Linked DNA regions of Homo sapiens: region 1 is linked to region 2. A link is a loop called in an ENCODE intact Hi-C map of the cell type or tissue named here. Cell type or tissue: heart left ventricle. All regions are shown on one strand. Each heading gives the region's core, and the rest is flanking DNA. Links, peaks and the distances in the headings are about the cores only.

Evidence for each region. Peaks named below come from ENCODE experiments on the same cell type or tissue, not always from the same donor. Only the 100,000 strongest peaks of a DNase experiment are listed, where the experiment ranks them.
Region 1: it touches region 2 in a loop (2.7-fold over the local background); 16 of 110 quality-filtered maps call a loop at or near these places.

The regions. Positions count from the first base shown.
Region 1 is chr12:3,599,076-3,614,772 of GRCh38, reverse strand. No RefSeq gene overlaps it. Among named protein-coding and RNA genes, the nearest start is that of THCAT155, 110 kb to the right of the region's middle. RefSeq lists enhancers at 6,703-7,202, 7,203-7,704, 14,017-14,842. In heart left ventricle, for the core only: no CTCF peak of the experiment used is centred there; DNase peaks (open chromatin) are centred at 9,362 and 10,372; H3K27ac peaks cover 576 bases.
Region 2 is chr12:3,526,712-3,542,408 of GRCh38, reverse strand. It overlaps PRMT8 (protein arginine methyltransferase 8), which reads right to left. Exons shown (of 10, transcript NM_019854.5): 2 at 1,618-1,803. Among named protein-coding and RNA genes, the nearest start is that of THCAT155, 42 kb to the right of the region's middle. In heart left ventricle, for the core only: a CTCF peak has its summit at 8,168; a DNase peak (open chromatin) is centred at 8,105; H3K27ac peaks cover 1,130 bases.

The DNA of each region.
Region 1 (15,697 bases), core at 5,250-13,249, 71 kb before region 2:
GCTCTGCTCTTTCCTTAATCCCAGCTTTGAGCCTTCCCTCTCAGCACCATGCCCGCTGCCTTTGTCCCCTTGGGTTTTGTGGAACAGTGCCTTAGGGAGAACCCACAGCCTTTCCTTCTCACCCCCCACCTACAACCCTGACTCCAGGGTGGACTGTGGGTGATAAGTGTGTGCCTGGGGTTAGGGAGTAGGTTGACTTCCTACTTAACTTTGACTGAGAAATGAAAAGAGAACTAGTGGAAGAAAAGCCATCTGCCGCTAAACAGAGCGACCATTTCTGGAGGGTATAAATGAGGCATATATAGCTATATACAAGCCATTTTCTAAATGTTTCTCAAAATAGATCTTTGAAAAATCATACGTGATGATTAACAGGGTAGACTGACATGCAGGCAGTGGGGCCCAGCGCGAGGGCCATAGTTACTGACTTCATTTTATTTTCTTTTACTTTATTTCAGAACACTGTATTTTTTTTTCAGTGTGGCTGTGATGTTGACATTTTGCTGGTGTTTGAGAAGTGAACAGAATGTAGCTGCTGGCTTCAGCACCCCCGATTGCAATAGCACAGGGCATTTGGACTGGGGGAATGATCTGGGCCCCGTGAGATTCCTGCAGCTGGGTGGTGGTGGGTTCCCAGCCAGCTCCGGCATCACTAGCCAGCTGTTACAGCACTCTTGCCCTGAGTAGGAAGTCGAATGAAAGTTATTACAAAGACAACTGCCAATCACTGGGCCTGCAGACCCAGGCCCCCACAGGAAAGTGGGTGGTCCACACCCAAGTGGGGCACACAGAGAGGGAGAGGGGCAGAAAGTGTCCACAGGCTTCCAACAAGATAGTTGAAGACAACCCCACACAGCCACGTGGATGGGGGAGAGGCCACTGGCCAGAGTTCTCAAGGCGTTCCAATAGCCTCCTTCCAGACTCCCAAAACAGTCAGAGGCTCTCTGGGTCACCAGGCAAGTACCTACCTCTTTTTTGCAGACTTCTGTCTTTCACTGAGCACTTGCAGGAACCAGAGAGCCCGTGGAGGGTGCGGAACAAAAATGAGGACTGGGTACCAGAAGGCGCTCCGTGATCCTAAGCAAGCCCGCTCCCTCCTTGGTCCTCACCACATCAGTAAAATGAGGGGATGGGGTATCCGATGCTTTGAGCTCTTGCTCAGATGCACAGGATGACATATTTATTTTCCATCATAGGCTGGCCCTGGACCCCAGTCCAAGGTTAAAGAGAATTCACAGGAAACTCCCTTCCCCTAGGGAAGAGCAGTGGTGGTGGTCCCACTAATAGGATGAGGCAGGGAGAGGGGATGCATGGGTCACCCAGAGGTGGCCCTCCAATGTGTGTGTGTGTGTGTGTGTGTGTGTGCGCGCATGCACGTGTGTGTTGTGTGTGTCATGTGCGGGAAGGGAAAGGAAGGATAGAAGATCATGGTGGCCATGGAGGAAGTAAGCTCACTCTTCTGCTTTTGACAGAAAGCAGATATAGCTATTGGGATTTATGGGGCAAACAGACCATTCCTGGGGTTCCCTAACCCCACAAGTGTCTTTATTCCTAATTCCTTGCCCCTGCTTTCCACTGCATTCTTCCATTTAGAAACAGGCCATGCAAGGTTTAAGGCAGGGAAGGGTGGCCCTAGTGACCTAGTGCCTGGCCTTCTGGCATGTGGGATAAATCACCACGATTCTTCAAAGGAGAGAGAAAGGAGCAGGGAGGGTCTTCAGGCCTCTGATGCTCTCTTCCCCAACCCCCCTTTTAAAAAGAGGAGGGGGCCGAGTGTGGTGGCTCACACCTGTAATCCCAGCTGAGTCAGAGGATCATTTGAGACCAGAAGTTTGACACCAGCCTGAGTAACACAGCAAGACCCGACCACTACAATAAATAAATAAATAAATAAATAAATAAATAAATAAATAAATAAATAAATAGAAAATTAGCAGAGCATGGTGGCGTGAGCCTGTAGCTTTAGCTACTCAGGAGGCTGAGCCAGGAGGATCACCTGAGCCCAGGAGTTTGAGGTTAAAGTGAGCTATGATGGTGCCACTGCACTCCAGCCTGAGGGACAGAGTGAGGTTCTGTCTTTAAAAAAAGTGGAGGATTGGGACTCCAGAGGAACTCTGAGAAGTTCCTTGTCCCCAGCTCTCAGCTCCCCTCCTCCCATTCCTTTTAAGCCACCATGTTGATCAGAGCCACCCTGGGCTGTCACTGTGGCCCAGAGGCTGCCAGAGGAAACTTCTGGCTCTGTGTCATTCACATCGTTGTAATGGCCTTGAGCAAGTCACTTAACCAGGATCCACATTCATCTATAGACTGGAATTTTCGATGTGTACCTCACAGGGTCATTTTAGTATTAGATGAGGTAATGTATGTAAAGTACCTAGCAACGTGCCCAGAATATAAGAGGTGTTAATACGTAGGGGCTATTTTTGTTGTCAACATTGAGTTGCTGTCCTGGCCACTTGCCTTGCTTCAGTTTTATATTTAGAACCAGCTAACAGTTACTAAGCATCTGCCCAGAACTGGGCACTTTCACAAACACAACCTCATTTGAGCATCTGTTTGCCCAGCCCGTTTGCCTGAGTTCTGAGCTCATATCTGGCTTGCCTCTTGCTGTTCTTTGTTCCTATGAGTTTCCTAGTTTCCTGGTTTTTCTATCAGTGCCTATGCCTTCCAGTGCCTGTTGCCTGATCTCAGCACCCAGCCCTCTCTCCCTCCCTCTCTGTGGTAGTCCAGGAATCACTCGGCAGCTCAGACCTGGTCACAACTCCTGGGTATTTACCAATGAATGGCCTGTGCTCATTGCCATCCCCGGCTCTTGCCTGCTTCCCTGTTCTTATACCTTTTGCTTCTTCTAGGGGCTGATGCTGCCCTCAGTGCTGAGTTGCCAAACCAAGAACCTCATCACAACGCAGTGCCCCAGTTGCTTTGCTCCTTGTCTAGCATTTGTTTCCCACACTCTCTGTGGGACTTTTTTTGTTCCCCTGCGATACTTTTTTTGTGCCCCTGTGATACCTTAGCTTTCTCCCTGCTCCTCATCCTATACTCTTTCTCTATTCTTAATACTTCTACCCACTCTGAGATGCTTCTTCTCCCTGCTTTCCTCCTGGGCCCAGGCCAGGCCATACCTATATAATCTATCAAAAATGGCTCAACCGTTTGTCTCTGTCACTAGCAGTCACTGCTCCAACGGAGCTTAAACCAACTTCAGCTAAATGGAATTGCAACACAATTGGTGGCTTCCAGGGACATATTTATACTTTAACGAAGAACTGTAGGGGAGGCAAACCTTTAACTCCAAGGAATGAGTCCCTAGTTATTGGATATTAACCACTATAATAGGTTATGGCAGTCAAATATTTAGGACAAAGCTGCCTTCTCTATTCTCAAAGACCTCAGTTTGCTTCATGTATTTTGGGGCTTTATTGCTAGGTTGAAATATATTTATAATAGTGATTTCTTCTGGATGGATTGACCCTTTATCATTATAAAGTGTCCTTGTTTGTCTTTGGTAACAATTTTTGTCTCAAACTTGATTTATTTTATTTTATTTTTTTTGAGATGCAATTTCCCTCTTGTTGCCCAGGCTGGAGTGCAGTGGCGTGATCTCGGCTCGCCACAACCTCCACCTCCCAGGTTCAAGCGATTCTCCTGCCTCAGCCTCCCGAGTTGCTGAGACTACAGGCACCCACCACCACGCCTGGCTAATTTTTTTGTATTTTTAGTAGAGATGGGGTTTCACCATGTTGGCCAGGCTGGTCTTGAGCTCCTGACCTCAGGTGATCTGCCTGCCTCGGCCTCCCAAAGTGCTGGGATTACAGGTGTGAGCCACCGTGCCAATTTTGTCTGATATTAGTGTAGCCACTTCAGCTCTCTTTTTATTGCTGTTTGCATTGTATATCTTTATCTTTTACATCCTTTTAATTTCAATCTAGTTGTACTTTTAAATCTAAAGTGAGTCTCTTGGAGACAGCGTATAGTTGGATCATGTTTTTTAAATCTATTCTTCCAATCTCTTAATTGGAAAGTTTAATTTATGTGCATTTAATATAATTGAAAAAGTAAGATTTGTCTGCCACTTTGCTATTTATTTTCTATACATCATATGTCTTTTTAAATCTCATGTTCTTTCATTACTGCCTTCTTTTATGTTAAATAGATATTTTCTTTCATTCTCTTGTTTCATTTACTATATATTTTTGAATTATTCTCTTGGTAGTTGCCCTGGGGATTACCATTAATATCTGAATTTATAACCATCTGTTCATGTTAATACCAGCTTAATTTCAAGTATACAAAAATGTTGCTCTAAAGTGGTCCTGTTTTCCCCTCCCATATGCTATTATTGTCACAAATTTCATCTTAATACATTTTGTGCCCATCAACATACATTTATAATTATTGCCATACACATTTTATTTAAATCAGAAAAAAAGAGTTACCAACAAAAAATAAATTTGTATTGTTTTATATCTGACTTCATAATTTCTTTTCCTAGCACTCTTTATTTCTTCATGTTGATCCACATTACTATCTTGTGCCTTTGCATTTCAGCCTGAAGGATTGCTTTTACTATTTTTTGTAGGGCAGGCTTGTTAGAGACAAACTCTCTTGTTAGAGATAAAGTTTCTCAGTTTATCTGGAAATGTCTTAATTTATCCTTCATTTTTGAAGGATAGTTTTGCCAGATATAGAATTTTTGATTGACAGCTTTTTTTTTTTTTTAAAGAACTTTGACTGTGTCATCCCACTGTTTCCAGCCTTCATGGTTTCTGATGTAAAATTAGCTGTTGGTATCATTGAGGAACCCTTCTATTTGATGAATTGTTTCTCTCTTTGTGCTTTCAAAATTCTTTGTCTTTGTTTTTCAATGGTTTCATTTTGACATGTGCAGCTATGGATCTTTTTAAGTTTATCCCACTTGGAGATTGTTGAGCTTCTTGAATGTGCAGATTAATAGTTTTCATGAAATTGGGGGAGATTTTGGTCCTTATTTCTTCAAATATTCTTTCTACTTCTTTCTCTCCTTTCCTTCTGGGGTTCCCGTTATGTGCGTTTGACATGCTTGATGGTGTCTCACAGGTTTCTGAGGCTCTGTTTATTATTATTCATTCTTTTTTCTTTATGTTCCTCAGATTGGGTAATCTCAATTGACTGATCTTTAGGCTCACTAGTTCTTTCTTCTGCCTGTTCAGATATGCTGTTGGGCCTGTCTAGTGAATTTTTCTTTTCCATTATTGTACTTTTCATTTCCAGAATTTGGTTCCTTATTATAATTTCTCTGTCTTCATCAGTATTCTCTATTTGGTGAGACATTATCCTCACACTTGCCTTTAGTTCTTTAGACATGATTTACTTTAGGTCTTTACACATATTTAAAATAGCTTAAAGTCTCAAAGAGTAAGATTGGTAGCCACCTGTCCTGTGCACAAACCAAATTCTGCTTGCCGATCTCTGCTTTCTTTCTCCTACTTCACACAACCCAGCTAGGACTCTGGCCTTTTTCTTTAGCTTGACCTCTACCCTCCTCTCTAAGGTCTCTCGTTTCTTCTGGATTCTAAGAAGGAGGAGGCCCTTCAGGTCTGAGAACGCCTCCCCTCTTCCTGAGCTTCTATTGCCCTTCTGGAGGAGGTGAGCTGCCCAAGGAGTTATCCGGTCTCTCAGGGGAAGTAAAGAGAGGCCAGACGTGCTCAGACAATCTTCCCTGTCCTTCTAAGAATTCAGTCATCCTGCAAAGCTTTACTCAAAAGGGATTGCAGGGGAAGACTGCAAATCAGGGCAAATCTGAAGCTTTTCTTTAAAAAAGCCAGCTTAATTACTTCAAAATAATGAAATTATGGGTACACATGCATACAAAACCCAAGACTTAAGTAGCCTGTTGTTGCTGGTTGTGATCAAAGCCCGAGCTTGGTTTCTGAGCTGGCCCTAGGAGCACTGCCACCTCTCCTCCCTTCCTCTGGGGAGCAGAAAGAGGCTGCACAAATTCCAACAAAGTTTAGTCAAAAGCCATGGGATTTTTACTTTATTGGTTATTCTGTCCCTTCTTATCTGGCAGGGGAGAGGGTTAACAGGATACAACCACCTTCTAAATCTCCTCCCCCACTTCCTAACTCTGTTGATGTTTCTATTAATAGACATATTAATTACTAACAATAGCAGTGACAAAGAACATCATAACTCCACCTTTTCTACAATTCAGTGGAACCAATTTAATCAAAGTGCCCTACTTAGGGAGAACATTGCTAGAAATGACAGGGATTGGGAAACCATATGGTGCTTGGCAGAGGACCCGAAACCAATGTAGAAACTGAGGAGCTTGGGCAAAGTGTGTCATTTATCGTTCTGGGGCTAGGGCTGAGTCAGGTCCAAGAACTGACCCCCTCTCAGAGCTGGGACTTCATCAAGGCTTTGGCTCTGGTTTGAACGTGGTACTTGCAGGCTCTTGTCGTAGCACCGGGAGACTCCTCTCCCAGCAACTCAGGACTCCTAGGACCAGTGAGGCCTGTGCTATCATAATGAATTATGAGTGGATCCATCTGACCTATAACAAATACCACCCATAAACAACACTGCGGTGCTAAGCAAAAATGCCTGAAGACCATAGACAGAGAGAATGGGATTTTTAAAGAAACATTTATAAATAGAAATCAAAACATGTGAAGCTCAGAATGAATTTGGGAAACATGATGGGAACTGGGATTCACTGAGCACGTGCTGCACTAGGTCAAGGGCAGAGTGTCAGGGTGTGGCCCAACATCAGGCGCATGGGCTCTCCAGGCCACTCTGCACTGAAGCAAATTGCGCCATTCTGTATGGTGCTTGTTCATACACACTGCCCACAGGGCTCTAATAATTTAGAGGCACTGGACTGAGCTCCTGAGGGCAGGAGCATTCATCTCTGTGGCCACATGTTTGGTCCAGTGTCTGACAAATAACATTCAACTTGTAGGAACAAGTGAGAGCAGAGCATCCTTTCTCAGGAACAAGGCCCATCCCCTGGTGAGCTGCTCCACTGGAGTCCCAGGTCCCTAACCTGTGGCCTAGGTAGACCTTAGGATTTGCCTCACTGATGCCAATGAGTTGCTGCTGCTTACTTTTGAAACAAAGTGTTGGCATGTTCCAGCTGCTGCGATTCAATTGCCTTTCAGACAGTGTGGTGCCCAACAAAGCATCCGTCTCAACACCCCGCGGCCTCCCCAGCTGCCACTAGTAGCAATCCATTACCCACAGGCAGCTCAACAACTCAATGTGACTTGGGCTCCACGCCTCTACACAAAAGATGCTTCCCTGCCCTGTTCTCCTCCTTCCTGTTGTGAAAGCAGCCTCCCTTGCCCTTACCCAGCTGTGGCTCTCTCAGCGGCTTCCTCTAGCCCCAAAGGCCTGCTCAGAATAAGGACCTGCACACAAGTTGTGTGGCCCTGGGCAAAACCTGGAGCTGCTTGATGTTCTGAGCCTGCTTTCAAATCTGCAAAATAGTGCTCTCTGCCTTACTCCCTCGCAGGCTCGTGTGAAGGTCAAAAGAGAACTCCTGGGAAAGAGCTTAGTCAGCTGAAAGGCTCTAAACAAATGATAGTTATTACATCGTCCTCTGTCTCCCCATGCAAGAGACCAGAACAAAACAATATACAAAAGAGAGAGAAAATCCCACACCTCTTGGTAACTGGAAAGGCTGAGGCCATGGGTGAGAGCACCTCCCATTTCCCTGGGAAAGGAGAATAAGTAAAACTTGAATTCCTTCAATTAGAGACTCATCTAAGAATCCTTTCTATCTTCCCACTCTGTTTTGAAGTAGGACAGGGGGCCCAGCATCACAGACGACAAGGTTCTTACCTTGTAGTTCTGGTCTCATTTGTTTCTGTATTTATCAAGCCTGGTACATAAACACAGTAGGTAGGTGGATGGATGAATTTGCTGTCCGGTCAAGACTTCAGCTAGCACATTCCTAATTGACCTGCCTTTACATATATGGTTTCTAAAACACTTTCACACTGGGATGATGACAGAGTTCTGGAGATGGATGGTGGTGATGGTTGCACACACTATTGGGAATATACTTAATGACGTTGAATTGTACATTTTTAAATGGTTAAAATTGTAAATTTTATGGTATGTATATTTTACCACAATAAAAAATTTTAAGAAGAAACACTGTCACAACATTTGTGTTCCATGAATGAAGGAAGGATTCAATTCTCTTTGATCCCCAGCAACTGAAGCTGTAAGACGCTCAGTGTTGGTCTCAGGTTATATTAAGAGATGAGAGAGCTGGAAAGGAAGACAAGCTCACGTACAGGATTTGGTGCTTCACTGTGCTTCAGGGGAGGAAACAGCTAGAAATGCACAAGCAGAAATTAACATGCCGTACAAATGCCTCTACCATAACTCCCACCCTCCTTCCCCTGAGGGCCTCACCCCACCTCACCCGACTCTCAGCTCCGCAGTGGGAGGGTGCTCAGTGCTCCTCGACCTTCTACCCCTGCCCACGAACATGCTTCTCTGTTGAGTGTGGCCCCGCACCCTGTAGACAAGCTTCTGGTCGACAGACCTTCATATCCTGTATGCCAACAGGAGCCCCTCGCCTAGCTCCAGAGTAGATCGTCAGAGTGTGTTGAATGACAACAACAACAGAAACAAGTGGCAAAAATCTTGTGTGGTTCCTGGAATTTTGTTGCATTGACTATAGCAGGAGATACATTAATTAACACCCAGAAATATGTTGGTTTTGCAGAGATTTGCATTGTAATAATTTACGGTAAAGACTAGAAATCAGCATAGAAGGATTGGCGCTGGAGAGGGAACCTGAGTATGCAGTTCGGGGATGAAGGGCTGACTTTGGCTTTAAGCTTATTCTGAGGGACTCAGGAGGGCCGGATTAGAACTGGTGATGGCAGAGCGAAAGGATTTCAATTTATCCCAACGGAGGAGTTTATCTCCAACAGTGCTGTCTAGCAAGGAAACAGGCTGCCTCACAGGGTGAACTTTCTGAAGCTCTGCTCTTAGAAATGCAGTTGGGAAATTAGGTACAAAGGATTACAAGGCCCCCATCTACACCCCACAGTCCTGGATCTGAGGGTGAAGTGAGAGGATATAGCACAGGTGGTACAGGGAGTCAGGATGACCTGAGCTAGGAAGATTTCCAGGCCCAGGAGGACGGGGGGCTAGTTCATTTCTCAAGTTCAGTTTCCCTCCTTTAACCCGTCTCTTCTTCACTTTCCTCCCTGTCCTACTTCTTCCTCCTCTTCCCCACCATCCCTCCTCCTCTTTCTACGTCCCCATCAGGGAGGGGAAAGCACCTGGCTTGGAAGTCTATCTAGCCCAGAGCGATTTGCTCGGCAGCTTCCCTGGCGAGGAGGGAGGTGCTGGATCCTGGCCAGAGCCCTGCCAGCTTCCCTATTGTGGCAAGTGAAATCATCAGCTTCACACTGCGGGTCTATTTAAATCAGCCTTTCATGTCTGATGGATTTAAAAATATGCTAGGAGTCGGCATCTTAAATACAAGAAACACAAACAAGCAGATGAAACTGCATTTTTCCTTCCTCTGTGCTCTCCCCGCTCCCTCTCCCCTTCCTTTCCCTTCTCTCCTTCCCCCTCCCAAAGCAACTTTCATTCATAAGGCCCATCTCCCCTGCTCTCCCCTTCCCTCCAGCCCACTCGGTGGCACAGGAAGCCTTTAGTCTGAGCAGTGGCTGGCAGCACAGGGGTCTGGCTTCCCTCAACTCTGCCAGAGACCAGTAAGTACCCCTAACCTCTGCTCCACCCCCCAGGGTGAATGCTGGGTGCCCTCACTCTAGCCAATCCTCCCCTCACCCCCACCCCCGGCCAACGGGGTCTTCTGCATTGACTAGTGTGTACAAACAAGCCCCAGGCTGGCTGAGAATTGGCTCATTACGCTCACTATGCTCCCTCCTCAAATCATAGACAGGAAGGAGACTGTGGCCCAGGCAGGAGGAGGGACGTGCCCAGGGTTTGAGGTCAGTGAGCAGCCAAGCTGGTCCCTGGCCCATTGCCCTTGCTATCCACAGCTGGCTCCACACAAGCCTTGCAACTTCTTCCCACTCAGTGCTGGGAAGGGGGTTCACTGCACCCAGAACCCTACAACTCCAGTAAGGCATCTGTGAGAGTCTCACAGCTTCCATGGCAGCAGGGTTCCCCACATCACAAAGGACGGATATTCACTGGGAACCCTTCTGGGGCTTTGATCTAACCCAATCTTCTCCTGCTGTAAATTAAGCCACATCCCCTCTAATCCCTGGGCATCATTCCTTTGAGACTTGCTAAGTGGTCTCTCATATGCCCCATCTCCTGGCAGGTGGCCGGCTGCCTGGCCAGCACTGCAGTCGCTGGAATCAGGAGATCAGCCCCCCAGACCTGGCAGTACTGCCCTGGCCGGACTGCACTGTGTCCCAGACCACATGAGCCCAGGTGAAGGGGCTACTTCGGGTTCTCAACAGTGGATGCAGGTTCAAATCACCTGCGGGGCTTTTCTTTATTTTTGGTAGTTTATTTTATTTTTTAAAAATAGGTCAGGTGCAGTGGCTCACACTTGTAATTCCTGGCCCAGGTGGGAGGATCACTTGAGGCCAGGAGTTCAAGGCTGCAGTAAGCTATGATTGCACCATTGCACTCCAGCCTGGGTGACAGAGCAAGATCCTGTCCCTAAAAATAGTAATATCAACTCTTGCACCCCCCCGCCCCGCAACTGCTGCTGGAAATTCTGATTTAATTAGAAGCTGGAAGATCTTTATTTTTCAATTGTTTAACATTACTATTATTAGCACCAACAGTAATGAAATGGAATAATAGAAAGCGAAAAATCTCAGAAGCTTGCAAGCATTTTCTTGACCTTAGATCCACTCTTTGATGCCTCTTCCTCTTTGACCACACTGCCTGCGCTCTCTGAATTCTTTAAGAGGATGTTGATGACTTGCTTAGTGCCACACGGCAGGTCATTAGTAAAGCAGAGATCCCAACAGGGTGCTGAGGCCTCCCGAGTACTGCCAGACCCTCTCAGTGGCCCGGACAGCGGTCAGTGCTGATTGTCTACACCCAGGAAGGAGGTGGGCTCAGGGGCTACACTGACTCATCCTGTGTCTGTGGGTGTACAACACACACACACACACACACACACACACACAGATGAAACCACGCACACTACCCATTCTGATTTCATCCCTAACTCTCTCCTCTTTAGTCCTTTTGTTAATGGCCTGAAATACTTCCCACCCAAGTTTCAATACGTGCTGAGGTACCATGCCATACCCTATGCTCTTAGAATATGAAAATAAAGAAATCAAGAATCAAGGAGCTCCAAGTTGGTGAAAGATCTATATCAGCAAACAGGTAGAAAACAATGAGAGAGGGATGATGCAGAATACAGGATGAGCATCCCTAGTTGGAAAATCCATAATCCTCCAAAGTCTGAAATGTTTTGAGCATTGGCATGACGCCACAGGTGGAAATTCCACACCTGACCTCATGTGATGAACCACAGTCAAAACACAGCCAAAAATTTGTTTCGTGCACACAATTATCAATCTACATAAAATCACCTTCCGGCTCTGTGTGTAAAGTATATAGGAAACATAAATAAATTTCATTTTTAGACTTAGGTCCCATCCCCAAGATATCTCATTATGTGTATGCGAATATTCCAAAATCCAAAAAAATCCAAAATCCAAAAAAAAATCCGAAACCTAAAATGCTTCTGGTTGCAAGCATTTTAGATCAGGAATATTCACTCTGTGCTATGGACATTGAGAACTGGACACCCAGTTGCCTCTGGGTGGAGGAATGGGGGTGGGGGGGACTGCTAGTTCCAACAAAGGGGTTCATGATTGGTGGGGGGAAATAACAGAAGGAAATCAGGGAAGCAGGAGAGTGACAGCTGACGGGGCCCAGGCATGCGGGACACACGGTTTGTATGGCCAGGGCGGTGCACAGGATGAGGACTCCGGGGATGGGGGACAGAGCTGGGGCTTCGACAGTGAATGGGAGATGGGAGATCAGAGCCAGACAGCCTACCCTGGGCAAGCAGGAGTTTCAGTATCAGCCTGTAGGTAACAGAGAGCCACTGGTGGTGGGGGGATCGGGGGTGGGGTTTAAACAGGAAAGCGACAGGAGCAGATTTGCAGTTGTGCCTGAAGAAAGAGTAGAAGGATGGGGTGGGAGGTAAGGCCGGAGGCACTTCGAGCATCACCCTCTGGCCAGCTTCCTCAGGCCAGCACAGAGTAGTGGGGGTGGCCAGGGTGCGTGAGGATGGAGGTAAAGCAAGAAACCGCATAAGCAACAACCTCAGCTCTAATGTGTTACGTGTTTATTCTACCAGCCAGGCCATACCTTTAATCTCAGTCTTCCCAGAGTCCGGCGTGCTTCCAGGCTACCCAATTGTACTTCCCCCATCCCAGACTTCAAGTCATTAAATCTCAAACACTGAGTTTTTAAAACTTAAATCCAGACAGCCTCTGATTTCTCAAAATAGGATTTCTCAGAATGAGGTGAGGGCATGGGGATTGCACACTACAAGCTTCAAGTCAAATTACATTTTTGGATTATCCATTACTTGAAATTCTGCAGGTCATAGTCTTCTCCATGAATGTGAATATTCAAAGCCAGCTGTGGCTTGTGGACTGGGAGGGAGTAACATAAAAAGCTACGTGTGTACAGCTGTGTAGAGTTCACAAGTCACTTCCGCAGCACGCCCTGTGGAAACAGAGCCAGGGAGACTGGCGACCAGGGCGAAGTTGGGGGTGGGAGGGCCAGGGCTTATCTGGCCCCAGGACCCCCGGCTTCAGGGCTATAGTCACGGTTGGGGGTGGCAGGGCCAGGGCTTATCTGGCCCCAGGACCCCCGGATTCAGGACCATAGTCACTTTGTGTGGACGCGGCACGAGGTTTGCCTTCTCGACTGGCCATCGCTCCCCAGGCCTCCCTTGATCCTAGACATTACCCGGCTCTGCTCCCCACTCTTCTCCCCTCACAGAGCCCCCAGAAACCACATTGCCAGAGGCCCACTCAATAGAAACACTTTGCAGAGAAACACCTGAAAGAAAATATTGTGAGCGATAATCAATAGGCAACATTAGCAGAGACAAATTAACTCCCCGTGTGGATGAGAGCCACGCGGTCCTGGCCAGATGCCAGCCAGCATCCTTAATCCCATTTGCTCTCAGTTATTAAAATGGTTTTCCAAGAAATGGCCCATCTCTGTAGTCGCACGCTAATGAACGGCAGTCAAGCAACTGAGAAACCTCACATCTTGGTGGTTCAACCCTCCATTCCTCCGGCTACTCACTGGCAAAGCCTCCACGGTGTCTTTCTGCAGCCCGGGCAGGAAATTCTTTTCCTCCTGGAGCGTTTACTTCTCACTCCTACCCCCAACTTCCACCAAAAATAAGCCATTCTACTCTCCTCCACTACACAGTTGGGGGCGGGATCTTCTTAGAAAGCTCTGAGCCCAGGGTCACAAAATAAGAGCTGTAGAATCACAAAAATCACAGTTTCTTTAAGCTGGGTGAGGACCTGAAGTTAATTCTAGGCGAATACCTTCCTCCCATAAATGAGAACACCGAGGCCCAGGGCGGGGGAGAGAGTAGGTTCGGAGATTAGGAGCAGCAGGCAGGTTGGAGACTGCCGTGGGTGCCATGGCATCAAGTCAGCATTCGCTCATTTAGCAAAGATTTACTAAGCACCTGTGATGGGCTAGGGACTTGTACTTGCCACTGACACGCAGCATAAGTGGGATGCAGAGCCTGCCCTCAAGGAGATCACAGTCTGCTGGGGAGACAGATAGACACAAAAACAGATGCTGGAAATGCAGCATGGTGAGGGTAGGGCACAGACGGTGGGCTTTGCTCACCTCCAGAGAGCACGGGAGCCAGGTTGTGGGGCTCAGAAGGGCCGATGTGCCCAAGTCCCGGAGGTGTGCAAAGCCTGGCATAATTCCTAGGAGGAGCAGCTATTCTATACCTATGCATCACATACCTGGCATGCTTCTCATTTAACTCTTACCACAATGCCACCGGGTAGATAATACGACTACCATCATTTGTAAGAAAGGAAACTGAGGCAGAGAGAGGCTGAATGACTTGCTCAAGGTTACGCAGCCAGAAGTGGGAGAATCGGGGTTTGAATATGTTCCTCCGGCTCCAGGGTCCTGTGCTTATTCTTATCTCAGGTCATTCCGGGTCCTCAGTCTAGGACACCATGGGGAACCTCCTGCCGACTGGCCCGTTCCACACTCTGCAACGTGCAGCCTCAGGCCCCGAGTCACGTTTAATGACCTCAGATGCCTGGAAGTCCTGGCCCTGCTCTGAATTCCCCTGGCATTTCTAATCTAGGTATCTCCGAAGCCACCTTTGGAATTATTCCCAAGCAACACAGGATCCTGTGCCTTCTCTCTTTGGCCACGTGAAGCCAGCACTCTGACCCATTGTGGAGAGAGACTGTACTTGGACTTGTTTTTCCCTCTCTCCCTGGGAGAGCCCGGAGTCATCTGCATGTTCTTGTCTGGAGCCCTCAGTTCCAAGAAGAGAAAGAGCTGCCGTTGATAAGCAGCTGCCTGTGCCCCGGGGTGCATTACCATGTGATCTCACATGATCTCATTTAAATCCTTCAGTGTCATTTGACACTTGCAACAACCCTGGGAGAAAGGTGTTATTATCCTCCCCATCTAACAGGGAAAGAATTCACTCAGAAGCAGACAATTCCAGTAACTCCCTGCCAGTCTCAGCTACTCACTGGAGGAGCCAGGCTCAACCCCAGGCCTGTTTATCTCCATGGCTGTCTGGAGTTCAAGGCATCATCCATGCCCATGAAACAGAGCTGCGTGTCTATGTAGCCTGTGACTTTGGCTTGAAGTTCGATGCTCTATCCAACGGAGCTAACCAACCATGGCCAAAAAGCAGTTGTCATGATATCAGAAACCCATTACAACCCACGGAGCCTCTGAAAGGTGCTTCAAGAATATGTTCCGTGAGTTGAAAGTGATGCCAAGCATTCTGCTCCCCTGGAAACAGCTGCCCAGCGCTTGAAGCAGCAAGAACAATCCCCAAACGCAGATCCAGCCTTGCACCAACCCTTCCAACTGCCTTCCCCCTCCCAGGCGATGACATACTCTGAGCCAGGAGGAGGCTGTCCTCCTGGGAAGAACAGTATGACATGACACCAGAAAGGACGATGCAAATGATCTCAGAGTTGCACAAATTGGCCGGTTGCAGATTTCCTCCGGGTGAACAAGGCAATCCTAAAACGCAGCAATCTATTCAAGCCATTGTCAACAACAGCAACCAAAAGAAGCCTCAGTCCCCATCCTTCACTCATGGTTCCTAGAGGTTCTGCCGCTGCTACGGATGACCTGTTCTGCGGTTGATTTTCTGAAGTAGGCAGTGGGTTAAGCGTATTACCATTTTTCAAGGGAAACAACTGCCAAATTGAGCTCGTTAGCTGGTGAGCATGTGTGGCATGCAAATCTTGTCTTGTCACTTTCCTGATTAAAATCCTTCAGTGTTTTCTCATTGCCTAAGGAAAATGTGTCCTTGACATAGTTTGCAAGGCCCTTGACCATGGAACCCAGACTGTATCTCAGGCCTCCCTTCTCTGGGTTCTCCCCTGGTCCTCTGCGGGCTCCTCTTTTTCAGCTGTGCCAAGCTCTCTGGACTCCTTCGGGCTGGGCCCTGACACTGGCTGTTTTTGCCGGATCCTCCCTC
Region 2 (15,697 bases), core at 3,622-11,621:
AGCCCAGTGGAGAGCAGGGTCAAGGAAGGGGTAAGAGTTCATCCATCTGCCCTGAGATGGCATTTTATCTCCCAGAAGCTGCAGGCTCAGCTGTCCAGGCCCTCCTGGGCCAGGACCTTCTGGACCGAACACAGGCCCCAGTCCTCCTCCCCTGCAGGTCCAGGCTTAATGGTTTTACATGGTGAACAGTTCTCAGGGACCCAAACCTTGAGCCTCCCTGGATTAAATGAGGCTGAGCCCCTGAGTCTAGAAGTAACTGGGGGGCCTCCTTCCACCCTCTACCTCCATGTAGGGCTGCAGAAGAACCAGCAGGAACAAATATGGCAATTTAATTTTTACAGTTTCCAGATGGAAAGAAAGGAAACTTGTTTTAAGGGCTGTATGGCATGATGGTTAGGAACAAAAGGTGAAGGTTTGATTGCTAGCTGTGCCATCTACTAGCTTGTGGCCTTTCACACACGCACACACGCACACAAAAAAACCGTCAAGGATGAATGAGGGTTGATTTGATTCTTAAGGGCCTAAATCATCTGGAGAATGGGGACAAGCAATAACACCAACCTTGCAGGATTGACCTGAAGAATAAATGAACCAATAATATAAAATGCTTGGAACAACACCAGCACGTAGTAAGCACTAAAACGAAACAAACAAACAAAAGAGCTGGCTATTATTACTAAACACCCTTCCGGCAATGGCAGGGTCATCATTTCCACATAGGAAGAGTTTACAGCAGTGAGTACGTGGAAGGAAGATCTTCAAGACTTGTTTTGAAAACCGATTTGCACAGCAAGCAAACTTTTGTTCCTTTTTCAATTTTTTCTTATGCTGTAAGAGGATCACGGACATATTTTCTTCATAGAGTTTAAATGAAATGATACGTATAATGTGCTTAGAACTGTGCCTGTCACTTAGCAAGCACTCAGTAAATCCTACTTGTTTATTTGGGGTGGCTGGAGAGAGTGCTGGAGATTATAATGAAAGATATACAGTAGGGGCACCATTAGGCCCCCACTATGGCCAGGATGCCTCTTGTTAGGAGGTTCTGTTCTGTTCCATAGTCAACATTAGTCTTCCCTGCTATGGGGTAAACTGGCATTTAGACATAAGAATTTCCAGACAATCAATCAGGGTGTCAGACCTGGGCCAAGCTCCCAAGAAAGCTTCCTGCAGCTCTTCCCCCGGAGGTGCTCATTGGTCAAAAGAATGCACATCATGACCTCTGAAAGGTCCTTGCTGCCTCAGGACTCTGACTGCAGCATTTGAGCTCCTGGTCCAAAGACCAGCGCTATCCAGCCCACAATGGATGAGCTGGGTTTATGGCTGGGGAGAGACACGGGAGCTGGAATGTAAAACAAATGGACCGTAAGCACCTTGTGTGCTCTCTCTGGCTGTGGAGTATACAGACACACACTTTCACCTGCTCCCCTGCTCCAGGCCTGGCCTGGCCCCCTCCCAGAGGGGCCCCCCGGATTGGAGAAAGGGTCAGAGGACTCAGGAACACTGGGAGCACTCCCTTTACCATGGTAAGGAGTTGAACACACTATGCTGCCTCTGAAAACAACAGAACAGCAGAGTCAGCCTCGCCCCATTAGCCACCCACTCGGGACACTTTACCTCGTGGATCCCAAAGTGGGCATAGGAGTCGAAGTAATAATCTCTCGAGGTCATCTCCTCTGGGTTCAGCAGCTTGGACATCTTGCCCCGTCCTGGGCAGCTGGGTTGAGTGGACACATGATGGACGCATTGCACGGGCTTAGCAGGGACGACGGGCTGGGGGGGCTGGGAGGGGGGGCTGTTCACCTGAGGGGAAGAGAAGGGGGTCGGGTGTTAGGAGAGACAACGGGGTCCCGCCCTCGGAGGCTTGCGGTCCTCTTTCCTTCCCCCTCCCTGAGCCCGGCCTCAAGCAGCCACAGCAGCCCTTCCTGAAAGGGAGGTAGGTGAGCCCTTCCAGCTCCCAGCAGTTGGGCTCATGGCTGTGATCTGTCCAGAGATGGCAGTCCACCGAGGAGCCACACACACCTAGATTTCACCCACCTTCAGCTCTTATTAGCTAGGTGACCTGAGCAATGCAGGCCTCAGTTTCTGTATCTGTGAAATGGGGAAAATAGTATCTTCCTTTGAAGGCAAATAGGAAACATTCAATAAAGGGAAAGATGCATAGCACAGCATGGTGCCTGAGAGTGTAGATTCCGGAGCTGAATCCCAGCTCTGCCATTTCCCAGCTATACAACTTTGGGCAAACTTATGAACTTCTCAGTGCCTCAGTTTCCTTTTCTCTAAAATGGGAATAAAATGGTCCCTGCCTCCTAGAGTTGTCCTGAGGATTAGACAAGTTTGTATTTCAAAGTGCTTAGAAAAGGGCCAGGCATATAGTAAGAGTTTGTTAGAGGAAACGAAGTCCCACCTGCATCCTCAGGAACGTGAACCCATGGGCTTCTCTCCACTCAACAGGCAGCATCAAGCTAGAAGAGGATACGGCCCCCAAAATGCAGATGTCTTAGGTTCTGGTGTCTCCTACCTGTTGTCTTGCCCCCTAGTTTCTGATTCACAGTTCTACCCTGAATTCAGCACTGTGGATACCCACACTGATGGCCTCCACACAACCAATTATTGCTATTTCTGGGTGCCCCAATCCTGAGGCCCAGCCCAGCTCTACACCCACTGCTGCTGCCCATCACTGTCTGCTCCCTGGTCCTCCACAGGCTAGGCGGAGCAGGGAGAAGGAGATGGGGGTCCACAGAGCTTCTGGAGCCCAGAGACAGCAATTGGAGCCCAGAAGCTCAAACACTGCAACAGAAGCAGTTATGCCAGGAGACCTCCTCTGCCTGGAGTGCAGGAGACCCAGATGTACAAGGCACAGTAAAGGCCTCAAAGCAGGGCTGAACTAGAAAAATAAAAAAAGGAGTATTATCTAGTAGTCAGTCCTCTAGGGCTGGGAATCCAGGCTCCTGGGTCCTATCCTGGCTCTAGTAAAATTAAAAATAGATACTAGGAGGCAGATAGCGAACTGGCTGAAAGTACAAACCCTGGAGCCACAGTGCCTGACTCTGAAACCCAGCGCTTGTTGGCTGTGTGACCTTGGGAAATAATTTGTCATCACTGTGCCTCAGCTTTTCCTCCTCTATAGAACACAAATCATAATAAAACCTACCTGAAAAATTTGTCCAAAAGTTTGGAGGAGTTGATATATGGAAAGACTTTAGAACAGGCTGGCACATAGTAAGTGCTTATGATTATTACATACATCATGTCCTTGTTCTATGTCTCGATTTTCTTGTCTGTGAGCTGGGTCAGCTCAGACTTACTGTCTCCTTTCTAGCAAGAGAAACAGGGGAATCCTAGGACACAGCAAGATCAAGAAAGCCAAGTTATTTCAACCCCTCCGTGGAATCACTCCGCGCAGTCCCAAGACTGTTCTGTGTCCAGGGCTGCAGGGGAGTGAGCTGGGGGCAGTGGGATGGTCCCATCTTCCCAGTGTACCTAGGCTACCGCCCTTGGGAAATAAGCAGACTTCCCAGTTTAGCAACATCAGATTTCACGTCGGTGAGATCCCGGGCGGGCTGGCAAAGGCGAGTGGGGCTGCCTCATTAGAATGCAGCAGGTGTGCCCACTCTCAGCTTGGGATGTTGGTCACGGTCTCTGGGAGGCTAAAAATAGACTGTGTCAAGTGCACACTCCTGTGCAGGCTGCAGAATCACCTCTAAAGCTGAAGAAGGCTCCGTGCATGAAGCTGACCCCAATATCGACTCCATTTAAATATGTGAAGGAGAGGAAAAAGTCGGAGCTGGTCTGGGCATTGTGCATGGTCAAGGTCACAGGGGCCTCCAGCACCCCTTAGCTGTCACTCCACTCTGGTTCCAAGGCTCTCTTTTCCATGTGCTTCCTGGGACTCCACAGGCTAAGACTCCCCGGAGGCTGGGAGTGGGTGGGAAACGGCAGTGGCCTGTGATCCCTGAACATTCAGCGACATGGGGTGTTGCTTTTAATTCCACAACTGCCTACTGCACAGATCTCCAACAGCAAGGCAGCGTGCAGGTCCTGTGGAAGAAATAGACGTGTGGGAACTGTGCCCTCCCAGGACCCTGTTTTCTAGATTCTAAGACCCTTATTGTCTCTGATAGATGCTGGAATAAGGTTTGTTCTACAAGAGAAGTTCAAGCAAATTGTTCTGGAGGTTCACAGGAAAGAGAATTCACTTTAATGCAGAGAGTCAGGAAGCCCTGGGATAGCAGGAGGTGGGGTGAGGTGGGAGCTTTTTGAACGGATTTTGGCAGGTGGAGGAAGAGACGGCTTGAGCAACCAAAAGGCGGGAGAGCAGTGAGTTTGTTTGGGAGCAGCTTGGCTGAGACAGTGAGAGATTCAGTTGAAAGGAAATTATGGCCAGGCTAAGAGGTCGTAATTAAATACAAAAGACAACGGGGAGCTATTGCCGGTTTGTAACCAGGGAAGCAGTGACTTCTGTGTTTGGGCTCCTCTTTAGGAAGATAGATGTGGTAGCAGCACACAGGAGGGGCCAAGGAAAAGAAGGGAATGGAAGAGAGGCAAAGTATGAACTTTGGAGGCTATGTTCAAAGTCCAGTCAAGAAATAATGAGAGCCTGAACTACTGGGGTGTCCGAGGGGCTGCCTGCCAGAGAAAGTGCAGAAATAGACTCTACAGGCTTTGGCAACTGACAAAATGTAGGGGAAGAGAGAGGAGCTGGAATCAAAGATGACTTCAACATTTCAAGCCTGGGTGACTAGGGAAATGGTGGTGACATTAACAAAAATAAGCCAGTCAGCAGGCAGAGCAGGTTGGGGTGGGGGGAAATAATGAATTTCAATTTGGATATGCAGAGTTTGAAATGTCATTGAGTCATATAAGAGAAGATGTCTAGCAAGAAGACATTAATGCAGTTCCAGACAATAAATATCATAAACAAAATTAAAAGGCAAATGATAAACCGAGAAGTACGTTTTAACATATGTGGCAGACAAAGGTTAATGCCCTTAATACGTAGAGAGCTCTTACAAGCCAATACAAAAATAGATGAACACCCACAATGTAATATTGGGGAAAGGATTGGATAATCTGTCCACATGAGGCAAGTACATGTGAAATACAAATGGCAGGTTGATGTGCAACAAAAATGTTTAACCTCATTAGAAATCAGGTAAATTCAAATTCAAATAGAAAACTTACAGCTTTTAAATACCAGATAAGCTCTTCTCCCACCAAAACAACCACAGCTCTGCATATGTAAGAGTTGCAGAGAGATAGGTCCTTTCACACATTTCTAGTGGGAATGAAAATAGGTCAAGACTTTTAGAAAGGCCGTTTGGTAAAATGTACTTGAAGTGTTAAAGAGCACAAATCCGTTAACCCAGCAATTGAAGTTCTGTGGACTTTACCATAAGAAGAGAATCATGGATCATCATAATGATGTAGCTGTTGAGAATTTCATGACAATGCTGTCCTTAGTGACAAAAGGTAGGAGTCAACTGAAATGTTCCACAAAGTGAGACATTAAACTGTGGTGTAGCCACACAATAGAACACTATGCGGCCATTAAAGGTATTATGGGAAGAGTGTTTGATTACACAAAAATATGATCATGACAGATTGTTCCACCACTTCCAGGCTGCCCTTCCTCCAAGGATGTGTGGCCCGAGCATTGCACTCCGGTGTCCAAGCAAGGGCTCCGAAACAAAGTCAACCTCCATCCAGCCTGGCTGGGGCCCTCCACACCTCAGCCACCAGGGAGGACCCTGCTCAGGAAGCTGTGCAGATCACCTCACCTCTAGGGCTGAAGAAGGCTGTGTGCATGAAGCTGACCCCAGTATTGACTCCATTTAAATATATTAAGGAGAGGAAAAAGTCCTAGCTGGCCTGGGCATTGTGCACGGTCAAGGTCACAGGGGCCTCCAGCACCCATAAGCTGTCATTCAACTCTGATTCCAAGGTTCTCTTTTCCATGGGGCTCCCTGAGACTCTCCCCAACAGCCAGCTTATGAAGTGTCTGCCGTGTGCCATGCAGGAGGCAAAAGGATGCATGGATTTGGGGGCATTCATTTCAATAGCCACAGGTCATGGGGACAAATAAATGACTGGCCCAGACCCTGGTCTGCAGCCTGGCACTCTGCCCATTGGCTGACAGGCATACCCTCTCCCTGAAGGCTGGGAGTGGGTGGGAAGCAGCCGTGGCCTGTGATCCCTGAACATTCAGCTACATGGGGTGATGCTTTTAAATTCTACAACTACCTGCTGAACTTCTACAACAGCAAGGCACTGTGCCAGCCCTGTGAAAGAAACAAGAGACATATGGGTATTCTATGGATCCTATGCAGGCAAATTGGAACACTTATAGGAATCCAGATGCATCTCCAAGAGATATACATGATTGTTCAGCCACAACTGAAGGCTCTTGAGACTTGAGGAGCACAGGGGATAGGTCTTGGGGGATGACAGTGGTCTCCTCTGTAAAGTCAGAAGGCTCAACTCCTCCCTAAGCCACACCAGGCAAGCAGAGTCTCTGAGTGAAGGTGACTTTCAAACTCCAATCTTGTATACATAGTCTGAGAAGTCAGCAAAAGGATTTGGAATCACACTCGGATGGGCAGCTGGACTCTCAACATCAGCGTCTTGGTCTGCTCATGGCTGCAGCTTTCTCACCTCCAATTTGCTCCCTGTGCCCAAGTCCCTCCCCACTGGACATTCCAGTGCCCCCAGTCCCTTCCAGGGTTCCTGTGCCCACATCACCCTGGAGGTCTGGCCCTGCCTGCTCTGCCCTGGAGTCGGTTCTGGTACCTGTTTCTGCACCATCGCCTCCAGCCTTGTCCTGTTGGGTTCTTGGGCCCCAGGGCAGAGAAAGCACCCTGCCTTGCTCTTTCCCCACCTCCGTCCAAAGGCCCAGGCCCAGGGCCCTGTTACTTGCTGGAGGTCTCCCGATGTTGTCTGCCTCCCTGATATGGTGAGAATCACCCTCCACTGTCAATACTTGTGATTTGCCTTCGACTCACCACGCCAGCGGCTGATCAGGACTCCCCCAACACAGTGTTCCGCCCCCAGACTGGCCTTACCCAGGGCAGCTTCAGCACAGTTTTTCTCCCTAATAAATAAAGTGCGATTGTCTTAGTCTACCCACTCTACTGGGGTGAACAGGCCTCGGGCCCACTAAATGCAGAGATGAAAGGTTATGGACGCAGCAGAGCTGGAGACAGGAGGAAGCTGGCTTCCTGAAGAAGGGGCATGTGAGCTTGTGAGCTCGTCCTTGAAGGGTGGGTCGGATTTCCACAAGCAGGGGTGGGGATTTGGGGGAGCATGTTTGACCTAACCCACATCCCTTGAAAATGCAGGTAGATGGCAGAGGATGATGATGGTGATGAGACCTAACATTGACTAAGGGCCCACTGCGCCCCAGGCGCTGCGCCAAGCACTTTATAGATAGACACCATCTCGTGAAATCCTCATAGTAACTGACATTTACAGATGAGGAAACTAAAGCTCACAAAGTCCAGTCATTTGCCAGGGCCCAGAGATAGCAAGCAGCACAGCCAAGATGTCAACCAGTATCTGTTTTATGCCAAAACCTGTGCTCTTGAAACTGATGCCATGGTTAGCTCAGTTCGGCCCAACCAAGCTTAACTGAGCTACTGCCAGGAGCCAGGCCCTGTGCTCAGAAAAGGGTAACACAGCTGGCCCAGGCAGGAAGCCCAGTGTTGAGGGCAGAAAGAGAGTCAACAGGCAATAACTAGACAGAGGAGAGCGCTTCAGTGGAGGTAGGCACAGGCAGGCACCTCTCCAAGGTGACAGAGTTTAAAGAGAGCAGACAATAGGTGTCAGGGTGCAGATGGAGAGACTGAGGCCCACAGAAGGAAAGGAATTTGTTTAGGCTCACCTAGGGGAATCTAGGTCCGGAGGTGGATCTGGAACTGGAACCTCCAAGAGAATAGGAAAGAGGTGGTAGAGGAGAGGAAAAAGAAGCTTTAAGGAAGGAGAGTGAAGGTGCTGGACATCTGAAGGGGGAAGGCAGCCTGCAGAGGGGAGAGGGAAGCCAGCACTCTCTGCACCAGGCAGCCAAAGTGAACCTAAGCCCTTTGGGCTATAAATGGCTCCTGCTGGCACCAGCCCAAGCTTTAAAATGATTTCCCTGAGAACAAGAGGCTCCACTAGAGGAGCCAAATCCTGCTCTGTTCTCCAAATGTCAAGAGAGCTTTTTCTAACCTGAGTCGTCTGTCCTCAGCAGCCGCCTGCCTGGCCTGGAGGGCCCACGGAGGGAAGAAAGAGGATCGCAGTGGGAGGGGACAGAGTAGGGGTGGCAGGAGGCTTCCAGCCTGGGCCTCACCCCACTCTTTTGCCCACCGCCTTCACCTTCTTCCCTCCTTGCCCACCTTCGTGCCAGCCCCTCTGCCCAGTGTCGCCCTTAGACACTCACCACACCTCTCTTCAACCTGTGTTTACTCACCAGGCTGTGATCTAAGCTGTGGCTCCCGTTCTGCATAATTACACAAAGGGTTAGCTCTTCCAGAACCATCTGCCTGCCTTTAGATAGGGACCAGAGGTTTGCAGAAAAAAAGAACATTCTTATGTGAAATGTCAGGCAGCAGCAAGACAAGCAAGGGCTCTGCTGGGCATTGGGACCTCTCCTATCACCTAAGAAAGCAAAAGTACAGCTTTATTGCCTGCCTTTGGCCAAGACAGCCCTACATGCACCCTCTCTCTACTCTCCTGCACCCCTGTCTTATCATCGGGGCTGGCAGATGAAGTCAGCCCCCTCAGAGGGGTGTACTGTGCTAGGGTAGGTAGCTCTAGCTTGCTGCTTCTTACCCTCGGGGCTGGAAGCCCAGAGTCTGGGGGCAAAGGGGAGGAGGGTCAGGGTTGTCCAGGCTTCCCTGGGCCACATTAGAAGAAGAAGAATGGTCTTGGGCCACCCATAAAATACACTAACGATTGCTGATGAGCTAAAAAATAAAAATCCAAACAAAATCTCATAGTATTTTAAGAAAGTCTGTGGATTTGTGTTGGGCCACATTCAAAGCCATCCTGGGCGGTGTGCAGGCTGCAGGTTGGACAAGCTTGATCTAGGTGTTGCCAGTCCTGCGAGACGGTGTTGTCTTCTGCATGTGGCCTCCCGGGCTCCCCAGCTTGCTCTGGTTTATTCTTCAGTCGTCTGCCTCATGCCCTTCACAAGACTTGGCTTCGTAGGCACAGACGCTCTCCAGATCTGCCTTTTCCAGGCCTGGATGTTGGGGGCAAGCCACTGATGCCTGTCACAGAGGGTCGGCTGTCCCCCATTTGGAACCCCCTGTTTTATAGAATCTCTGACTCTAACTCTGGGATCTTGGCAGAGCCCATCCCTACATAGGGTTTTCTTACCTTAGAGTCAAGCCTTCTCAAGGCTGTGTTTCCTGGAAACCCCTTCTCTTAGCTCCTGCTGCCCACTGCTCTCAGTCTCCACCCTCCCACTCTGGGAGGCCTCCCAGGACCCTCGGCTGAGCCAGGGCTTGCAGAGGGGTCTACGGCAGTGGTTCTTGAAGTGTGGTCTCCAGACCACCAGCATCACCTGGGGACTGGTAAGAAATGCAGATTCCCAGGCCTTGAAGGACAGAAACCAATGAATCAGAAATTTTGGGACGGGTCCCAGCAGGTGATTCTGATACACCATAAAGTTTGAAAACCACTGGTCTAGAGTAACATTTTCCCACATTGTATACTGTATAATTGGTACTCCTAGAAAAAGGTTCCATGGCAAGTAGGTTTGGGCAGATAAGCTAAAGAGAGAGCTCTTTTTTTTTTTTTTTTTTTTTTTTTTTTTTGAGACGGAGTCTTACTCTGTCGCCCAGGCTGGAGTGCAGTGGCGTGATCTCAGCTCACTGCAAGCTCTGCCTCCCGGGTTCATGCCAGTCTCCTGCCTTAGCCTCCCAAGTAGCTGGGACTACAGGCACCCGCCACCATGCCAGGCTAATTTTTTTGTATTTTTAGTAGAGACGGGGTTTCACCATGTTGGCCAGGCTGGTCTCGAACTCCTGACCTCAGGTGATCCACCTGCCTCGGCCTCCCAAAGCGCTGGGATTACATAAAGAGAATTCTTAATTGCAATACTTTTAAGCCTTTAAAATGCTAAAATAAATGATTTTATTATAGTATATGTATTAAATATATTATATAAATATTATATAATATAAATTTCTAAGAGGAATTAGGGCATCTACTACTATCACATTTATGGCTGTGACACACTTTTTCCTGAGATCTATAAACATCTCTAGAAATTAACGTTCTGAAAGAAACAACCTGGGCTCCGACTTCAAACAGTGTTTCTGTTTTATAATCCATGTCGGCCGTCGCTGGTGGATCTCCAGCCCACCGCAGACCAATGAAATCAGGGTGGGACTGAGACCCAACACTGGGCATGTTAACAGGCTCTCCAGCTGGTGCCTAGGAACCCTGTCCTGACAGTGCCGAGGACAGCTTCAGGCCTTCTCTCTTCCTCGCTGAAGCCCTGAGCTCTGCCATAGCTCTCAGATGGCAGCCTGGTGCTGCCATCTCAGAGCCAACCAAGATTCCCAGAGCCGGGCCAAGGACATCTGGAAGAGAGGCACCCAAGGCCACAGAGAGCACTTTAGCTCTGAGAGTAGAGGGGCTGGGATTGGGTGTGGGCGCCGCCACCTTCAGGCTTCGTGACCTTGGGCCGGTCACTGGTAGGGACTCGCTGTCCTGACCAGGGTCACTGAGACGCTTGACGCGAAGGCCGCCCTCAGCAGCTGCATGCTGTGCACAGGCGCCTCCTGCCAGCCCTGGCTGTCTCTTGGTGGTACAACAACAATGTCTGCTTCAAATCAAAATGGCATTGCACCCACACAGCACTCCCTCTGTCTCCTGGATCCGTAAGTGCTGAGAGGGAATCTATTGGATTTGTTGGGCCTGACCTATTTTTTAAATAAACTGGGGCTGTTTTCCACTATTAGTCACTTGTCTCCCAAGCCTCCACATATTAAATTCGCTTCTTATATCCTCAGATATTTTGGCTGCAAGAGATGTCAAGTTAATTGGATGCTTGGCTCTTCCTCATTAATGGGCTTAAAAGCAGACTTCCCTATGCATTCCCCTCCTCTTCCTCCCTCTTCCCTCCCCAAGGCAAGGGAGCCTCCTCCCCTCCTTTGACTTGAAGGGGGTTACGGAGCCCTGGCTTCCCTCTCCACTCTCTTTTATGGGCAGATGTGTAGAAACACACAGCCAGTGTCCTCTCTTACCCTCACCTTGCCTGGAGTTAGACTACACTTTTAGTTCCAGATTTGGGTCAAATCATCCCTGTGGGACCTATGCTATGTTCATGACTCTCTTTACCCCAGGCTGGAGTCCTCAGAGGAGTTTTCCCTGTACCCGCTTCGTAGGCACACAGCCAGAAACAGCACCGGTGGGTTCTGGACTTGCTTCTCTCCTTCCCTGTTCATGTCACTGTGCAAAGGCCATTGAGCCTTCCCTATCCTCGGTTTCCTCTTCTCCAAATGGCAATGATTTTCTGTCCCGCCTCTTTTGTGGGGCTATGGTGATGACTGGAAGACGCTGAGCGTGTAAATATTCAGAGGAAATTCGAGCGTGTGGTACAGGAGTACCAGGCTTCCCGCTCTCGCCGTATGACTCTGTGCCAGGGTGCTATCTTTAGATGCTCTCTGGGCCTTTCGTGGCACAGGACACAGTGGCTTTGGCTGCCCGTAGAGCCCTGTTCTGCTGGCTGCTTGGCCCTGGCCCCTCCCTTACACATTGTGCACTCTCAAGCCTTTGGTTCTGCCCTTCGTCCTCTGAGCTTTCTGGGCATTATGGGATTGATATCTTTAGGAAGGTAGCCATCATTGAAAATCAGTCATTTTCTCCAGCCGCTGATGCTTGGGTCTCTCCTGCTCCTATTTTGACCTCCTATGGCATCTGCTTATCTGAAACTATGGGCTATGTTCCTATTTATTTTGCTGGCAAATTGTCTCCTGAAGATTATCTCACAATTGTAGGTGTTACTTCTACAACAAGAAGTAAATTCTTTCAGACTAGTAACCAGATTTTATATGTCTGTGTTTCCCTCTTAATACTTAGTATAAAGCTAGATAAGAAAGATGTGATAATGGTACACTTACACTTCAACTGGGTGAATGTTGCCCTTCATAAATTTATTATTATAGTCGAGTGAAGGAGGCCCTTTCCCACCATGTGATCAGAGAGCATTCACTTCCCTTGAGAGGGCAGAGAGGTGGCAGAAGAAAAGCAAAATTGGGAATAATAATCATCAGAATCTCAATAATACTCAATACTCTTTGGAGGGTTCAGTGGTACTCAAAATGTCTTTACCAAGAAGTGTCTTATCTCCTGGGAGATAAGGAGATTTCTAGGAGAAGAACATATCTTGCAAACATAGAATGCATTTATTAAGCATCCATAATTCCACACACTACAAGTGGCTTCAAATACAGATCTAAGTGTATTTGTTAGACATTTTCCAACCATCTCTTTGCACCCGTGTAGTACAAGCCCTCTCTGCAGGTAATGATGCCATGGTTCAGAGACGCTGACTGACTGATTCAGCCCATAGAGCATAACTGGTGAGGATCCAGGAGCTGACTCCTCATAGATTCTCAGGCTCCATCATCTGGCCATTGAGCTGAAGGTGGAGAAAAATGAACTACAAAATCATGTTATAAGAGAGAAAGAAAATCACAAGTTGCTGGCCAAAATCATAGCCATACCAACTTAATCTAGATTCTCACCTGGTTTCCATAGACTCTTTCTAGACATCTTCCACCTAATTCTAGCAAACCCATCTACTCCAAATGATTATATTTCCACTCATATTTTTAGAAGAAGTGACTGACTTCTTTAACCAGAAATTCCAATGTACACACTCACTGAAAATACTGGCATTCTGGCTAGAGAGGGAATAACGTCAGCCACTGGGTAATATGCGGGTCTGCTCCAAAGGTGGCCTCATATTAGCCAATACAGATTCCAAGAAACTGGATTTTTTAAAGCACTCCCAAGCAACCCAACAATGAGTTAAAAAAACAGATAAAAGATAAGAAATAATAGGTTTTGAGATATTGAACATTAGGCAATAGAAAACCATGATCCCTGAGAGATGACAAATAAATGAGGTAAACCCTAAGATTACCCCAGCTTACTGCCTAGAAGGATTATCCAGCCTACCATACAGAGAACAGGAACCCAGGCAGACCCAGTAATCTCTCTCAGTTGAAGGTGGGAATCTGGGGACAGCAAGACAGATAAAGTTTGCAATGCAGAGTCTTGTAGATTAAAATACTATACAGAGAAGAGCCTTCAGAGATCTGTAAAGAGTTCCCTGCAAGCCTTCAGCTGAGACTGATCAAACCATGGATGTGAAAAAACTACCACAGCCTCGGAAAAGAACTACTGAAAAGACACAGGGACTTCTCTGTGGGGCTCACAGAGCCAGAAATAGTTCTTGCTCTCCCCAGCCAGAGTAAAAACTTCATAATTCATGAATACTCAGAAGAGGTGTTTTGTTGTTGTTCCCCTGAATAGTGGAAAATTAGCTCCAAAGATAGTTCAAATCCCACCAAAGCTTAAAAGCAAGATCTAAAAGGATTAAACTAAATTAACTGCATCTCAAAACAAAGCTTAGAAGCATAAAATATCTAAAAATATCCATCACCCAATGAGGTAAAATTTACAATGTCTGGCATCTAGTCAAAAATTACTAGGCTTGCAAAGAAGCAAGAAAATACTACCTATAAAGAAGAAAAAAAATCAATCATACAAAACTGAACCGAGAAATGATACAAATGATGAAATTAGTATATAAGACATTAAAGTACTTATTAAACTGTATTCTATTTCCTCCAGGAAGCTGGAGGAAAGATTGAGCATGTTAAGTAGAGATATGGAAGATATTTAAACGACCGAAATTGAACTTCTAGAGATAAAAACTATGTGAAATAAAAAGGAAATACACTGATTGAGGTTAATAGCAGATTAGACATTACAGAAGAAAATATTAGTGAACTTGACACAAGGCAATAAAGATCATCCAAAAAACCCACAGAGAAAAAAATACTGAACAAAAGTTAAACAGAATATCATTGAGCTGTGGGACAACTTCACATAGCCTAATATGAACGTAATTGTAGCACCTGAAGGAAGAGGAGACACAAAAATATTTAAAGAAATACGGCTTTAGAGTTTCATCTTCCAAATTGATGAAAATCATAAACCCACAGATCTGAAAACCCCAACAAACCCTGAACACAAGAATCGTGAGGGAGTAAAAAAACTATACCAAGGTACATAATCAAATTGCTCTACACCACTGATAAATGGAAAATCTTAAAAGTGGCAGGGGTAGAGGGGGATGGGGAGATATATTACAAAGGAACTAAGATAAGAATGACAGCCAGCTTCCCATAAGAAACAACACAAGCTAGAAGATAAGGTAGCAACATCTTCAGAGGACCAAAAAGATAAAAGAAAAAACTGTCAACTTAGAATTCTATACCCAGTGAAAATATCTTTCAGAAATGACGGTAAAGTAAAGTCTTTTAGAGACATACAAAAACTGAAAGATTTTATCATTCACAGGCGCATACTACAGAAGGAAAACAATACCATGTGGAAATCTGGGTATGCACCAAGAATGAAGTGCTCTGGAAATGGTAACTCTATGTGTAAATATAAAAGGCTTTTTTTCTTATTATTTAAATCCCTTTAGAAGATCATTAACTATTTAAATTTTTTAAAAATCTTGTAAGAATTATAAATACATAGGAATAAAATCAATGACAGCAATAGCACAAAGGCCAAAAGGGGAGGAATGGTGATATATCGTTGAAGGTTTCTATACAGTAGTCTCCCTTTATCTATGGCTTTGCTCTTCATGGTTTCAGTTACCAGATATCAACCATTGTCTGAAAATATTAAATGGAAAATTCCGGAAGTAGGCAATTCATAAGTTTTAAATTACACAGTATTCTGAGTAGTAAGATGAAATCTTGCATCATCTCACTTTCCACCTACCGAGGAAATGAATCATCCCTTTGTCCAGCATATTCATGCTGTATATGCTGCCCGCCCATTAGTCACTTAGTAGCTTAACTGTCTTGGTTATCAGATTAAAAAAAATAGTACATATATGGTTCAGTGCTATCTTTGATTTCAGGGATCCACTAGAGGTCTTGGATTATATCTCCTGCAGCTAAGAGGGATTACTATATATAAGGTGCTATAATATTACTTGAAGGTAGATGATGATAAGTTCAATACATATACCATAAACCCTAATGTGGCCACTTTGTAAAAGTACAAAAAGTTATAGATTGCCCCCAAAATGCAGAAAAAGAAGATAAGCATAACAAAGAACAGATAAGTAATAGAGAAACAAATAGCAAGATGGTAGGTTTGAACCCAACTGCACCAATAATTACATTAAATGTAAATGGTCTATACACTTCAATTAAAAGGCAGAGGTTAGAGGTTATCACTTTAGATTTTACAAACAGCCATATGCCATTCTATTTAAAACTTACTTTAACATAATAAAAGCTTAAAAGTAAAAAGATGACAAAAGATATATACCATGTTAATTCTGATGAAAGGAAACCTAGAATAGCTATATTAATATCAAACAATGTATATTTCAGAACAAATACTATCACTGAGAAAAAGATCATTTCATAATGATAAAGGAGTCAATCAA